Linked DNA regions of Homo sapiens: region 2 is linked to region 1. A link is an interaction called in ENCODE POLR2A ChIA-PET data of the cell type or tissue named here. Cell type or tissue: MCF 10A. All regions are shown on one strand. Each heading gives the region's core, and the rest is flanking DNA. Links, peaks and the distances in the headings are about the cores only.

The links. ChIA-PET counts read pairs that join two places held together with the same protein. Peaks named below come from ENCODE experiments on the same cell type or tissue, not always from the same donor. Only the 100,000 strongest peaks of a DNase experiment are listed, where the experiment ranks them.
Region 2: POLR2A ChIA-PET joins it to region 1 with 16 read pairs; 2 of 35 experiments call an interaction of 5 or more read pairs at or near these places.

What each region holds. Positions count from the first base shown.
Region 1 is chr1:209,379,760-209,387,686 of GRCh38, reverse strand. No RefSeq gene overlaps it. Among named protein-coding and RNA genes, the nearest start is that of LINC01698, 12 kb to the right of the region's middle. RefSeq lists enhancers at 2,615-3,363, 3,364-4,111. In MCF 10A, for the core only: no CTCF peak of the experiment used is centred there; DNase peaks (open chromatin) are centred at 3,636 and 4,046.
Region 2 is chr1:209,527,807-209,535,733 of GRCh38, reverse strand. It overlaps LOC105372898 (a long non-coding RNA gene), which reads left to right. Exons shown (of 7, transcript XR_922535.3): 4 at 4,360-4,487; 5 at 7,055-7,927. Among named protein-coding and RNA genes, the nearest start is that of CAMK1G, 52 kb to the left of the region's middle. In MCF 10A, for the core only: no CTCF peak of the experiment used is centred there; no DNase peak of the experiment used is centred there.

The DNA.
Region 1 (7,927 bases), core at 1,654-6,653:
AACTAACTTCTATGTTGTAACTTAGGAGGGGCTCAGCCTTCAGAGTTCCCCCTGGGGTTAAAGGGGATCAGGAGGTAGCTGTCCCAAAGGCCCTTGGCTACCTGAGAGAAAGTCAATCTCTTTCACAAGGCTCCATGGCTGCCTCACAGCGTTTGGGAAAAAGTAGGCCAGAGATCACCAGGAAACAATGGCGCCTGGGTTCGCTGCCACAAGCAAGGTGTGATGAGTCAGAATGAAGAAACAGTTACACACACCAACAGGTCTAGTTGGCAACAGGTAAAGATATTACCTCAGTGAAAGTCCAGAGCTGAAAATGGGTAAGGTCTAACTGTCAGAGATCTGCTATGCTCCTTTTTTTAATGGCTATGATAGCAGTGGGGGTGGGGAGTTGGGGGTTGGGCGGTATACAATGCATGCATTTAAGTTTCCAGCCACTAAGTAAACAGATCCTGTTCCTAAAGGATACTCTTTACATGGGCCATACTGTTTTGAATTCCTTCCTTTAATACGTCTTCTCATGGGGTCACTTGGGGAGGACTGGAAGATGGAGACTCTTGGGGTCTGTCAGGAGATAGCTTATCCCACAACCCAGGCCTAATGCAAACAGGTGAAGTTTCTGCCCTGCTGGGAAGGATAACTTTGACCAGATTAAGGGGGCCCTTAAAAGAAATTCCTTCTTGTATTGGACCTGGAATCATAAAACTAGGAAGTGGAAGTGATTTTTGTCATTTTACAGGTTAGGAAACTGATTAGATAGGGAAGTGATTTGCCCAAGGTGGGAAGTAAATTCAACATATAACCAGGATAAAACCCATCTCTTGACTCCAAACCCAGTGCCTTGGCCTGCTTTCCTTGTTGCTGTTCTGCCCATTGTCACAAAGTTTAAAATACTATTTATTTATTTATATTTTTAATGAGTATTGACAATTACTTTTTTTTTTAACTAAAAGAAGACAGTTAAAGGACTATATCTCATTGGTATTTGTAGGCTTGATACCTATCACATTGTCTAATGCAGAATTGATACTAAAAACGTCCCTACAATATTTCTACCCTTGAATCTGCACATAGAGACCCCATTGGGAGCTGAGCCTTGGTGGATCATTTTGATTTAAGTGGGATCTTATGTCTAACAAATCTTTCTGTCCATTGTCTTGCCCAGCCCCTATTCAACTATAGCTATATTTTCAGGGTTATTTTTGCATTCATAATTCTTGACAAGAAAATCCTCCCATCTAATCTTCGCTTGATTTCTTTGTTTCAGGAGCTTATTTAGCATGTCTAATAGAGCAACAAGTCATGTCCTGTGGCTCCAGGCCTGGTATTCCATAGCATACCAAAATCAACAACAAACCTTTGCCTCCAACCTCACCCATGTCAAGGACAGAGATGAGGCTGCCCACTAGGGAGGTGGAATTTATAACCAAATGATCATGCTCTTTCTGGGTTTCTGCAGGGTTCCCCAGAGACGTAGCATTCTTGGGTTATGGGGTACAGAGAACTCTGAGATTAATTTTCAGTGATGCAAAGCCAGTGTAGAACTATGAAAAAATTGTTCCCTGAGGGTTACTGGAATATTGGTAAAATATTATTTCTTGCTGAAGGAGCACAGGAAACTTCACCCAAAATATAGCTCCCTGGTATAATGGGTATTTTAAATTAAAGGTCCTTTGAGATCAACAGATGCTGGAGGAGACTTTCCCCCTATCTACGTAAAGATCAGACGGACCCACCAAGGAGAACAATTGTTTTTCCCTCTCTACCCGCTTCTGTCTCTCAATCCTTTACTTCTATCATGGAGAAGGATGAAGCTGTTCTCTGAAATTCCCTTATCTGCCTAAGATCTACACCTACCAAAGACGAAAACAATTACTTCTGATCCCTTCTCTGAATTTTCATTAACTGAACTCATATCGCAGGAAGAAAAACTGAAGTCTGTCAACAAACATGGGCAGACTTTTATCACAAACTACTCTCTGCTCTGTGGGCCCAACAGACTTTCTCCCAGGCCATTGTATATTCTTCACAGCCATTGAATTGCCCTGAAAATTATTTACTAATGTCCCTAAAGTCATCCACAATGTCCCATCTCTCTTTCCCTCAAGAAGTAGGTATACAAGCATCTGTAACCCACTGGGATATTGGGAAATCACCCTGTGATTCTCGCATGAATGTGAACAAATATCTATGCCTTTTCTCTTATTAATCTGCCTTTCATGAGTTGATTTTTCAGTGAAACTTCCAGTGGCAAAGGGAAAACTACATAGCTATTTAATTTATTCACCTGGGATAGAAAAGGCAATCCTAGCAGATGATTTAGGTCAGTGGTATCCAATCTTTTTAGTCAGGAGAGCACATTTGAATCTGAAAACATGTATAGTCATGTAGATAAAAATACATTTAGGAATGCATTGGTAGAGCAAATGCTTAATAGCAGACAGAGACTACTACCTTTAAAGGAATTTGAGTTCTATTAATCATAACCTTATCTATATAATATTCCAAATCTGAGTTATTGCTTTCACTCTGTGTTTCTGCAGCTCTCTCTGCCTGTTTTTACCACTGGACAGGAAGCTCCATGAAGGCAGAGTCAGTTTGACTTATTCCCTGTCTATTATATGCTCAGCACCTACCACAGTTTCTGGCACAAAGCAGTACTGTATTTGTAGAATGAATGAATAAAACCATTAGAAGTATTATAATATATGTGTGTGAATCATGCTATTTGGTCAACCTATAAGCACTGATTCATGCAAATATGGTGCTCCTGTGGGATCTCAGGGTCCACAGATTAGAAACCATGCATTTAGATTTATGTCTTTGTGCCCAATATTTTGTTCCATTTTCCTCATAGGGAGCTTACGAGTCAGTAGATCACAAACATTGGTCTCTGGATTTAGAGACAAACAATGACTAAAGCCAGGAGCTTGAACCAGGTGATCTCCCAAGGTTCTTCCCAAAATGAACAGTCCATGAGGACACAGTGCCTACCTTAAAGAAGGCCGAACCTTCCTGACACCCACGGGGACAGGGATGTTGATGACAGGTTCTCTCAAGAGCCAGCTTCTAACATTTGCAGGAGCAATAAGTAAGCTAATATCTGGCAGCCTCTAGGCAGTCTAGTTGCTATTTCAACCCCAAATGGGCCTGCAAAGGTACTTTGCCTGTTTCCTCTGTCAACCTATTTGTGCAGAGTGTTGATAACTGAAGTGACACACAGTAAATACTCTTTGTCTTGTAAGACATTTGCTGGCAGTGGAGATGAGGAGGGAAATGCAGGAGTTGAAAGAAAGAATGCTTAGCTTAGATTAAACTGTGTGCATGTATATGTGCCTCTCAGTGTGTGTGTTCACATTTAAATGCTGACCTCTCTCTTCCCTCTTCACACAACAGCTCCTTCTCTTGATTCTCCCGCGCTCTAATTTCTGCACTCTTCAAACAAAGATAGAATGGCATTCCAGGTGTGAACAAATCAGGGAGGTTTCCTGTTTAAGATTCAGAAATTCATAGCCCTGAGGAAGTGAGTAAAAGAGAGAAAGGGAGAGAGAAAGAGGGATGAAAACCAGAATCTCCGCCACCTGCTATTTAGTGATTAGCTTCCAGATAAGGAAGGCAAAGATGCATTCCAGGAGCTTGGGACTTGCCCAGACAGAACTCAGAGCAAAGGAGGGCTTAGAGAAAGGTGAAGCCAGAAATTACAGGAGGAGGCTGGGCTACTGAAAGTACCATCTATCAATTTTCTCTCCAAGCTCCTTCATTTCATGGAGCTCTTAAAAATGTCGGTTCCTCACTTCACCCTCTTATTGATCCTACCTCACCTGGTTTGGTTTATGTAAAAGATTCTTGTAAAGACTAGCTCTTCCACTAGCCATGTAACCCTGGGCAAACCACTTACCTTCTTAGATACAGTCCTAGTGGCTGCTGTCTCATGTGTTTAAATAGCTTCATCCAAACCCCTATGAAAAGAAGCCAATGACAACAACACACACACAAACAAAAAATACCGTAATTCCGGGCAGAAGCCCTGATGTGAGTTTGCAGGTGAGCAGCCTCTGCTCTAGTTCTTACTTGCATATATGCCAGGCCATTTGACTCACCCACAATGAAAAGCAAGTGCTTATTCATTCACTTATAGAGGAGCAGGCTGCTCAATTGTGGTGTTTTCCCTTCTCAGTAGAAAGGAGCGAAAATAATGTCTGCACAGCCTGTCCTTCTGTTAAATGCGCTACTGGAAAGGAGTCCCTATCCAGACCCCAAGAGAGGGTTCTTGGGTTTCGCGCAAGAAAGAATTTAGGGCAAGTCCGTGGTGCAAAGTGAAAGTAAGTTTATTAAGAAAGTAAAGGGATAAAGAATGGCTACTCTGTAAACAGAGCAGCCCTGAGGGCTATTGGTTGCCCATTTTTATGGTTATTTCTTGATGATATGCTAAACAAGGGGTGGATTATTAATCCCTCCCCTTTTTAGACCATACAGGGTAACTTCTTGACATTGCTATGGCATTTGTAAACTGTCATGGCGCTGGTGGCAGTGCAGCAGTGAGCATGACCAGAGGTCACTCTCACGGCCATCTTGGTTTTGGTGGTTTTTGGCTGGCTCCTTTACTGCAACCTGCAACCTGTTTTATCAGCAAGGTCTTGATGGCCTGTACCTTGTGCCAACCTCCTATCTCATCCTGTGACTTAGAATGCCTTAACCTGTCTGGGAATGCAGCCCAGCAAGTTTCAGCCTTATTTTACCCAGCTCCTATTCAAGATGGAGTTGCTCTGGTTTTCACACCTCTGACACTTCTGCATGTGGCACCTGTGGCTGCAAACATGACCCCAGATTCTGAGCAGAGGGGCAGGAGGCTGTGTACTTTTCAGGGTTGTATGGCCTCTTCCCTCATTAGCCTTTCTTGCTCTCTTTGTTCTTATGACTGAGAATGTCTTGTCCTTGACAACCACGATGTGTTCAATTTTTTTCAACACAATGAGGTCAGCACATTGCCTTCTAGCCTCTAGAGCAGGTAAAAGCCATCAAGCCTTGACAGATACAAGATCAAATTACTAATTCACTCTGATTATCATTTTGCATTGTCTCCTATAAAAAAATCAATGTGGAGCCATGAACAATTATGCTAGGGTAGAAAATAAATACACTGCTGATTAAAAACTGGAAGTCACTAGCTTTGAAATTTCTCCAAAAATAGAGCCCCAGATGTCATGTAAACTGCAATCAAAATGGGCTGTAAAACTCAAACTGTAGACATTGCCTTGTAAAGCGTTCACAGATGTAGCAGCAGAAGAAATTCTCGTAGCTTAGAAAAGCAAAACTTCTGCTTTTTTTTTCTTTCTGTCTGTCTCTTTGTTTTTGAGGGGGATGGTAGACAGGATGAACACCAAACTGTTCATTTCAATATGTAATTTGCCTCAAAGAATTCTGACTTAATATATTTTCTCACCAACCTAAATCCAATTCAAAAAAACATTTATTGAAACCCGAACAATCTACTTTTGGTTGACAAGTGCTAATAGGTGCAATGTTACCCCTGTCAACTTATAAGATCACCTACTGAGCTTGGAGTCAAACAGGAAAAAGGAAATTAAACTGGAGTTTGAATTTGTATCTTCTAAATTCTCAGTCATAGCTGAATGTGTATAGTGCTCAATGAGAAACAAATTGTATTGCTGGCTTTTCTTTATTTAAAAAAGAAAAACAACTGAAATTAAAGCTGGAACATGTTCACATCTTAATCTTGGATCTACCTCTAATGCAGATGAGATATATCTGTATGAAAAAACAAATGAGGCTGGGCTCGGTGGCTCAGGCCTGTAATCCCAGCACTTTGGGAGACTGAGGCAGGTGGATTACTTGAGGTCAGGAGTCTGAGATCAGTCTGACCAACATGGAGAAACTCCGCCTCTACTAAAAATACAAAATTAGCTAGGTATGGTTGCGCACTCCTGTAATCTCAGCTACTCAGGAAGCTGAGGCAGGAGAATCGCTTGAACCTGGGAGGCAGAGGTTGCAGTGAGCTGAGATTGTGCCATTGCACTCCAGCCTGGGCAACAAGAGAGAAACTCCGTCTCAAAAAAAAAAAAAAAAAAAAAGAAAAAGAAAAAACAAATGACATCAGAGAATCTTTTTCAACACCTCTTTGCTAGTTCTTGGATTAACCATGTATTTCCAGTGAAAAATAACAAATAAAATTGGTTTTTGACCCTGTTTTATTTTTCTCCAGAGACCAGCCCTCTGCTCTCTTGAGTTCCATAGATAGGTGGATTTCCCTGAGAAACTTAACAACACCATGTCATTTTTAGTTTAAGAGCTTTTGTTGGGAGTATCTAATAGGTAGTAGGCAATAGCAGAGTGTGAGTGAGTGTATATGGGTGTGTACACTCCCTTATGTGTACGTGTGTATTATCAAAGATGATGTACCACTACTGGATCAAAATTCCATACCACCTTTTGGATAAATCAGACAATGTAGTCAAATAGTTAGTCCAACATTATCTCCTTTTCACTCTTGCTTTGTAGTTAACTAGGAAAATGTGGCCATTAATTGTTAACATTCTAGGCCTCATTGGCCAACAGAATTCATATCAAAGATCGTCTCCTTCCTTCCTCTCTGTGCAGACAACTTCTGCTATACCTGTAAGGCACAACCAGAGTTCAATTGCTTTTCAATTCACTCATTCATTCTCATATACAGTAAGAAATAATGAAGTAGCAACCCTGTACCAGGCAGTACTCTAGGAGCCAGAGATACTACAGAGAATAAGACAGAGAGGCTCCTAACCTCATGTGGCTTACATTCTGGTGGGAGAAGACAACCAATAAACAAAATAATCAGAAATAGGTCTTACATCTTAGGTCTCAATAATTTTCATGGAGACTGAAAAAGCAAAGAGACATGATAATCAATGGATTTGCATATGTGGGGAGCTCTTTGGGTGGGGATATTAGAGAAGCACTCTCAGAGAAGGTGATGTGTGAAGACAGCCAGGCAGTAAGGGTGGGGTGACATGCACACTGTTGCACCCAGAAAAAATAGTAAAGAGCTAGCAGCTCTCAAGGACAAGTTTTGCATACTCAAGTGAGCTGGTCCCACACTACATTGCTAAAGAGGAGATTTTCTTTTCTTGACTCATTTGTAAACCAAGTAGGAAGTTGCACTCTGAAAGGGATGAATGTGAGGATCTGGGGCACTTTATTAAGGAAAACTGAAGCGTTGCTCTTAGATATGAGGAATTTGCTGGAGAAGTTGAAAAACTTAAGGGCTCTGGTCCCACCTTTGCCAATAGCAGGTTATGTACCATTGGGAAGTCCCTTCTCCTCTCTGACTTCAGTTTCCTTTTGAAATGAGGATGTTGGATGTCTAATTCTCTTCCAGTGCAAAAAATCTCTGAGCTTTCTAAAAACAGAAGCTAGAGCTGCATATTCCTGCTTGAGAACATACTGTTAACATGGACTCACTCACCAGGATGTTCAAATCCATACTGTGCATAAAAACAGTATATGCACTGGAGTGACACTTGATCAACTCCTCCTAGAGTCCAAAGAAGCCATGTTCAGACACTTGATCTCTTTTAACCTCCTCAATTTGGTCTGTGTTATGACCAAATTGGTAGGGAGCCCTTTCAACAGGCAACCAATGGAGAGAGTTTCATGGATAGGCCAGATCTCCCAGTGCACACCAAAATGAGGCATCTTGTCCATATGCAACTATGTGAGAAGCGGCAGGTCTGATGGCAGAGATAGATGAGACAGGGGTCCCAGGGTCTCAACTTTCAATAGTGGAAGATCCCTCCTAATAGTGGAAGATCCCTGTCTTTGGTTAAAGACAGCCGTTTACTACGATCCCCTGGCTTCCTGGCATGAAAGCAGCTTTCTTTGAATCCTGCTATAATGGGCAGATAATCTCACAGCTATTTCCTCCTCTGCTGGG
Region 2 (7,927 bases), core at 1,734-6,733, 150 kb before region 1:
ACATTGGCAGAGTCCAGCTGGCAAGAGGGCCTCGTCATCCCTGCAAGACATAGCAGAGCAAGGGAAAGGTGGGGAACCGATGGCAAATGACAAGCCCACAGTTAGTCTCTGCAGCTTTCAAATAAGAATATTGCTGGTCAGATGCTAAAAGAGGACATCACCACAAGAATATATTAGAGACAAAAAATTTACAGGCTGGGTATTTCTCAGGTCAAGTAATATTCTGTCTAGCAAGAGAACTATGGGTACATAGCGCAATCATAGATTTTACTTAGTTCTGCTTAAAACTCGTGTCTGTTTTGGTTTGTTTATTTCACTGTATTTCATACCCTTGGGCTGTCTGGCCTTCTCTTTTAACCTAGAACCCTGAGGAGGGGAGGCAGGTCAGTAATAACCACCTCCCTCTGCAAACTTCCACATCTCCAGTCCTTTCCAGAATTCTTTTACCACCTTGACCTGAGGTTTTTATTCTGCCCACGGGTTAGGGTGCCATAGTTGATTGTGAGAATGATCTAAGGGAGTCTTAAGTCATCAGGTCATCAGGGAGGTGCTAGACACCTGGCAGAGGAGAGATCCAGAGTTAGAAGAGGCCCCAAACACCTGCAGCCCTGTGGGGGCGATGGGAAAGCCTGCCTTCAGGTGAAAGAATCCATTCCTTTATAGTTTGTGACCCTGAGCACTCAGCCCCTACACTTCCTTTTTCTTGCTTTGCTCTTGCTTTGAATTAAAATTAGGAACTGAGCTTTTTTTCATCTTGATACCTTCAGTACTTAACATAGACCACTGTAACCGTGGTGACAAAAAAAAAAAAAACTATGAATGAGTAAATAAGAGAAACAACGAATGAATAACAGCTGCTATGACAATTAAGGCATATGCTCCATTGTGTGGCCATGTGAGATAAATGTCTCCTAACTCACTGCTCTTTCTGTGGCTGTCCCTGGAGATGGGCTTGCGCACCTCACTGCCTTTCCTGCTGTGGGAGGTGAGAGGACTGGGGAGCCCAGAAGCCCAGAAGATGCTCCTGCCAGTAGAGGGCTCTTCCTCTCACTGCTCCGAAGGGATGGCACAGCGGCTGAGCACGATGCTATGGTGGTGTCTGCCCACCTCTGTCCTTTCACCCACATCTCCCCCGTCACACTACTGGCCAGGTCAGGCTGGCATGGGAAATTTCCCTTAGGAGACCTGCAAGCTTGTGGCTTTCTCTTTTTAAATGGTGGTTTCTATGATAGGGAAGGAGTGGGGACTATTATCCTAAAGCCAAACTCACTAAATTTTCAATATGGCAAAAGAAAATAAAGCAAGGGGAGACTTAGCACATCTTAGCTTATAAATTCTGGCTGTCCTATGTGACTTTCTGTTCTGAGTGAATGCGTGATTTTTCCAATGACAAAGAGGGTTCTAGAGCCCCGTAACTTGGAAATGGCTTGGTCTTGGTCTATATTGATGGATATCTTTCTACCTCCACCTATTTCTCCATGAAAACCTCCCCCTTACACACACACACACACACACACACACACACTGCACACTGGTGTTCTGCCAGCCCCAAGGCCTCCTTCCTACTGCTAATTTATGATTCCTCCTTCCTGGTGTCAGTTTTGGCTGATACTAAAGTGGCTAGCACCTCTTTGGAGATCTTTGGAAAACTCCAGTGAGTTGGAAAAGACCAGGACATGGAATCTGTAGAATAACGCTGGATGACATCTGGTTGGATGAAAAATGGGGACAGTCTGACCCTAAGCAGCTTGCCAGAAGCTAGGAACAGCTGCTTCTCAAGGGGGAAGTGTCATCATCGCATCTCCTGAGTGGCCCATTTTCTGCTCTATAGGAGGTAAATAAACATAACACCACCTGAAAATTGGCCTTTTGAAAAAAAGACTTTTTTTTGAAAAACCATCACGGAGGTTCTAACGTTGAAAACTGGAAGCCCCTGGAGCCAGAGTCATGGGAGGAAGTAGGAATGTGAGGGCCAACGGACTAACTGGTCTCTCTTACTGGGGCCATCTATTAACCCCAAAGAGGATGTCTACTTCAGTTTCTACAGTAACAGCTTTAGGGCTGCCCAGTGGGCATCTAGTGGGAGAGAAGGTGCATATTTGGGGGAAATTCTTTAAACACCAAGTTGTTGTGTGTCTCCCACATGGTGTGTGCAGGGGTCTGTGTATCTGTGCTTCACTAGCATCCTTCTCTTTCTCTTCCTTTCTCATCTTTTCACTCTGTCTTTCCACTTCTGTCTCCTCTGGTCTCTGTCTCACTCTCTACTTTGTCTGTCTTCTGTCTCATAGTCTCCCTCTTCACCTAGTTTTCTTTCTCAGGTTTTCATTCTTCCTCCTCAGCTTGGCTCTCATTTTCTTATTGTGCTGGGTTGAATAGTGTTCCCCCAAAATTTGTGTCCTACCTGGAGCCTCAGAATGTGGTTCTATTTGGAAATTGGGTCATTGCAAATGACCTATTTAATTGGTTATTTAATTATTCAATTGGTTATTTAATTAATGGCCATCTCAGTTAAGATGAGGTCATTCTGGTACAGGTGCACCATGAATCCAATATGATGGTATCCTCATAAGGAGAGGAGAAGAGACACAAAAACAGACACACCCTGGCAGATCACTGTGTGACTACGGAAACAAGAGACTGAAGCAATGTGTCTACAAGCCAAGGAACACCATGAATTGCTGGCAATAACCCAAAACTACAAAGAGTCAAGGAAGGAATCTTCCCTAGCACCTTCAGAGAGAACATGACCCTGCTGACATCTTGATTTTGGATCTCTAGCTCCCAGAACAGTGAGATAATATGTTCTTTTAAGCCACCAATTTGTGGTACCCTAGGAAACAAATGAATTTATCACTAAGTTCATGCATACTTCTTCTCCCTATGCATAGCACGCCCCCCACACACCCCACCCCCCCCACTGCCTTTTTTCAGATTCAAACCATTGATCTCACCCATTGCATTTCTGGCATCAGGTGTCAGCTGGCTCATTTTCTTTGAGGCAAAGTTCATATCCACTGGATTCACACCTCAGTTGCCACATGGGCTGCTTCTCTGCTCAGAAATGCCAGGAGTTTTTAAATAGTTCATAAAAGGGACCCCCTTTTGACCTGACCCTCCCAGGTAAGTATGCTGTCTTTGAGGACCACAGAAAGGTTCAAGAATCTGGGTTTTCAGTCTCCACATAGCTCTGGGCAAGTCTCTTAACCTCCCTGAATTCTTTCAATGGCTTCATCAATTAAAAAAAAGGCAACTGCTTTAGTCTTTCCTGCCTCTGGAGAATGTTGTTAGTGTGAAAAGACCTTCAAAAGTACAACAAAGAATGCTGTGCACATTTATAGTCCTTTATTATTCAGACTTAGGAGGCTGGGATGAAATAAATATTTATGGAACCCAGAAGGTGACATGGAATTTTATGGATATTATGACGTTGGATCCTTAAAGCAACCTACCAAATAAGTGATTCCCATTTTAAGTGAGGAGAAAATTGACTTGAAGCAAAGAAACATCACTTTCATAAGAAACAGTGAAGATTCTAATTAAACCCAGATTTCCTGACGTCCAATTTAGAGATTACTACATTACACTGTGACCCTCTCATTTGTTGATTTATTATTTTTTATGGCACACTTCCTTCCCATCTTGAAATATTTCTCTGACCCTTCAGAAGAAGCCACAGACTCAATAGAGTCTGGTCCCCTGTGTAAGGAGAGGTTTAATTTTCAAGTACAAATATTAACAACAGGCCCATAGAGGAAACATTTTGGAGGAACAATCGATGTTGGCAGACAGGAGCCTATCAGGAGGTAAAGGATTTGTAAAAGTGAAGTTTAAGGCAAACCTTTGAAGGGGAGATGAGAAATGCTGCCTTCAGAAAGGAGGAAGGGTCAAATTCAAGGTCCACAGTGGGCTAGAGAGTGTGTGAATCTCCGCCTGAGCTCTGCAGCGGGGAGAGTTTGAAGATGTAGAATTCTGTCTGCATAGCATGCATTATGTCTTTATGTGATATGTATGCGTCAGAGAAGAGAATTTCTTTTCTGTCACAGGCATCGTCTAAAAATGCACACACTTGAGAAATCACCACTCTCTCTCCTTTCTCATTTCTCCACTTTCTGCACATCTTCCTACTTGCTGAGCCTTTCCTCTCATTCCAGAGGGACAGAAGCACCAGCACCTTCTTTAGGAGCTGTTTATCTGGCATCCGCCTCTCTGCTGAGAGAGCAGACCCCTCTTCTTCCCTTCTTTAAGCCCCAATTGTATCTTCCATCCTCCCACTCTGAGTGTGATTAGAGTGAAGAAAATCTCATAAAAAGGAAACTCAAATGTCAGGTAATTACAGCCCATAATTTGTTTATCTTTCAGAAGCCCATATTGGAGGAGCATTACTCACTCTGAGGATCCTGGCATAGGCAGATGCATCACTTGTATTGAAGTATATTATCTGCTGTGATATTTATGATGAAATGAGTTTGCCAGCCATCGTCTATCAGGTCACAAACTCTTACTCAGCCTTGAAAAATGGCTTTTAATACACTCTTGTTGCAAGATTGGGGTGGATGTACAATTTGTGACTTTCCTACCTCTGCTGTTCCCGGGAACAGGGTGTACAGGGCTGTGTACAGGGTGAACGGGGCGGGGAGCTGTGTTCCTTTGCCTTATTCACAACCTCCACCCTTGGTGCAGTGAGAACATGAGTTCCTTAAGGACAGTCCATGTCTTACTCATTTTGTGTCCTCTTTGTACAGGGTCTGGCACATGTTTGATGTCAACAAATGTATGTTGAAACAAAATGAATTGATTCACATGTGAGGAGATTTAGCTTCTGAGACCAAGACCCCATAAATTCCTGGAGGAAAAGTAAAAGACATACTTAACATCACCTGAGATCACTTATTAGCTCACTTATTCAATCATGCATTTGCACATTCGTACAACAAATGCTTATCAAAAACTATTGTGTGGAAGGCACAGTGCTAATTGCTAAGTGGGCTAAAAAGATAAAGTAAAATATGGCTTCTGGTCAGGTGTGATGGCTTACACCTGTAATCCCAGCACTTTTGGGAGGCTGAGGTGGGAGGATCGCTTGAGCTCATGGGTTTGACACCAGCCTGGGCAACATGGCAAGACCTTGTCTCTACTAAATTTTTTTTAAATGAAAAATTAACCAGCTGTGGTGGTGCACCTATAGTCGCAGCTACTTGGGAGGCTGAGTTGGGAGGATCCCTTGAATCCAGGAGGTCAAGGCTGTAGTGAGCTATGATCATGCCACTGCACTCCATCCTGGATAACAGAACAAGACCCTGTCTCAAACAAAAAACAAAACAAAAAAACATAACTTGTACCTTAAAGGAGCATATGATCTAGTACTAAGGGTAAGAGAGAAATGAATGGTACAGGGAAGAAAATGAGGCCATAAAAATGCTTTGAATGCTCTGAGGATGAACAGATTTCTTCTAGCTGGAGACATGGGCAGGAGTGGATATTTGAATAGAATTACAATGGATGGTATATTAATTGTTTTTTTGCAAATAAATTAAAGTGAGTCTAGCTTTTGTAACAAAAGGTGTTCACAGGCAGCAGACTCTACTATCTCACAGAACCCATGAAAAAACTCAACAAGTAAGTCTCAGGTAGGGGTGAGAAGCAAAGATCTTCAGGGACCCTGTGGTGGAATCTGTGGCCCTTCCCCAGAGAGTTCCCCTGTCAATGTAATTCAGTGCCAAACATTCTTTGTTTCTCTGATGAAACATTCAGTTTCCAGGTGATCTAATGTGATTAATCAAGCAGAGTGTCAGGACTCCAGTCTGTAAACTCATTAGCTATGGCCAGGGGAACTGTCCCCAGAAACATGGCTGCTAAGACCCCTCTTTGTGCAGTGGAAGCAGTTCCCAAGAACAAGGGCTGAGCAGCCTCTCTGGCTGGGGGCACCTACATGTGGGTAAGATTTGGAGGTGTGTGGACATGATCACGAAGGACATTGCAGATGTGGGGAAGCGCAGGGCTGAAAGCCTCCCACCAGGACTCTCTGCCTGGCTCCATCTGTTCTCCCCAGGCTCAGGCATGGTCATTTGTTCCCCCAGCTCTCTTCTTGATGGGCTCAGGTATGAGTTTGTGTGTGTGTTTGCACCTGGGAGCGTGTGTGTTTGCACCTGGGAGCATGTATGTGAATGCAAGTGTGAGCACTTGTGTTTGGTTACTTTTGAGTGTATGTGCAAGTCTGAGCACGTGTATGAGTACATCTGAGTATGTGCGTGTGCCAGTGTGTGTGTGTGTATGTCCAGTGTGAGTGTAATATGTGCAGTGTGAGTGTGTGTGTGTGATTATGTCCTGTGTGTGTGTGAGAGTGTGATTATGTCCTCTGTGTGTGTGTGTGTGAGTGTGATTATGTCCTCTGTGTGTATGTGTGAGTGTGATTATGTCCTCTGTGTGTGTGTATTTGTGTGTTGAGTGTGATTATGTGTGTGCTGTTCTGGGTTCTACTTTGGGCTGGGTAGCAGGGTGGGGAGAGGATGATAAAACAGCACAAACTTTCTCACTGCCAGAATGGGTTTCTTCTTAGCATAGCTTTTATGGACTACTATGTAAAAAGAGTTTCTGGTTCTTCACCTGAGAAAATTACTAAAATTACTAAATGCTCTCTGGTGTTAATCTGCCTTCCATAGGTACTGGCCCAGACAATGGAGTAGAGCAGGGAATAGAAATATCCATTCTGCAACACAACAGTTTCTTCATGTCCAAGCCTAGTAATTTCTTTCCTGAAGGAGGAGTTCATTTCATCCTCTTGAACCTTGTCTGTTTGTTCCTTGCTATGCTACTCCCCAGGATGAACACAGCCACCGCCCCCTCTCTTCTAAACCACCTCTTTTCCACACAGAATGATTCTGGTTCTGTCCATTTGTTGTGGGCTCCTTTCTCAGCTCCTAAATGCACGGGCTGCTTGCTGGCAGGCTTTTTCTGTTCCTCTGCTTCATCTTGCTCACTCCTGTATGTGCCCACCAAAATCCCAAGGAATCAACAACAGCTTTAAAAAGTGGGCTTTGTTTCCTTCTCTCTGCAGGGGATCAAACATAGGCACCTGCCTGTCCAAGGGGGTCTAAGTCACAGTACAGAAGTGGTTTGCAAAGGCTGGTGGGATGGTGTGGCAGGCCTGTGGAGTTGAATAAAAATCCTGATGTCCTTCCTGGCATGAAGAATGGAGCTGCCAAGCTGCCCCCAGGAGAAGCGTGCTGCCTATGCATCTCACTGGACTTCTGTGTACAGAAGAAATATTGGTGGTTTGACCAAACGCTCGGGCTCCCCACGACTCCCGTTGTTATATGGGAAAGAACAAGGTCTGGCCCACCTCTCTAAACCTTTATAAAGGAGCCAGCTGGTGCCTGCCACTTTGTTGCCCACTGGAGAAGACTGGCTGCATGCATGTCATGCACCATATCCCAGCAGCAAAGGCCCTGATTTTTTTTTTTTATCAGCTGTAGTTCATTTGTAAATTATTAACCTCTCAAGAGCCAATATTTGCTCAGGGCCTTCCAGTCCATCTCAAGTGTCGATACTGTGCTTGGGAGATTGCGGGGGAGGATGGTGCAGGGAGCTCGGTCTGACACGCTGTTGTTGGGGAGGAAAATGCTCTTTGTCTAGCAAGAGAGGAGGATCTGACTCAGCAGCAGTAGAACCTCAGGCCAGCCCTTTTCCCACCTGGGGCTGAGGAGACTCAGCCATGTGAGAGTCCACATAGAAGCAGGGGTCCTCAGTGCTCTCTAACCACATTGAGAGTCTACTCTGCCCCAAACCACTCCACTATGCCAGGCTGAGGCTTTTTAGGCCAATATATATCTAAGGATAAAATGAAGGGAGTTCTGGATGATGCATTAAGAACACTCCTGAGACATTAGAGCCTTGCTTTGGATTTGAAGAGGGGAACTTTACTTGTCAC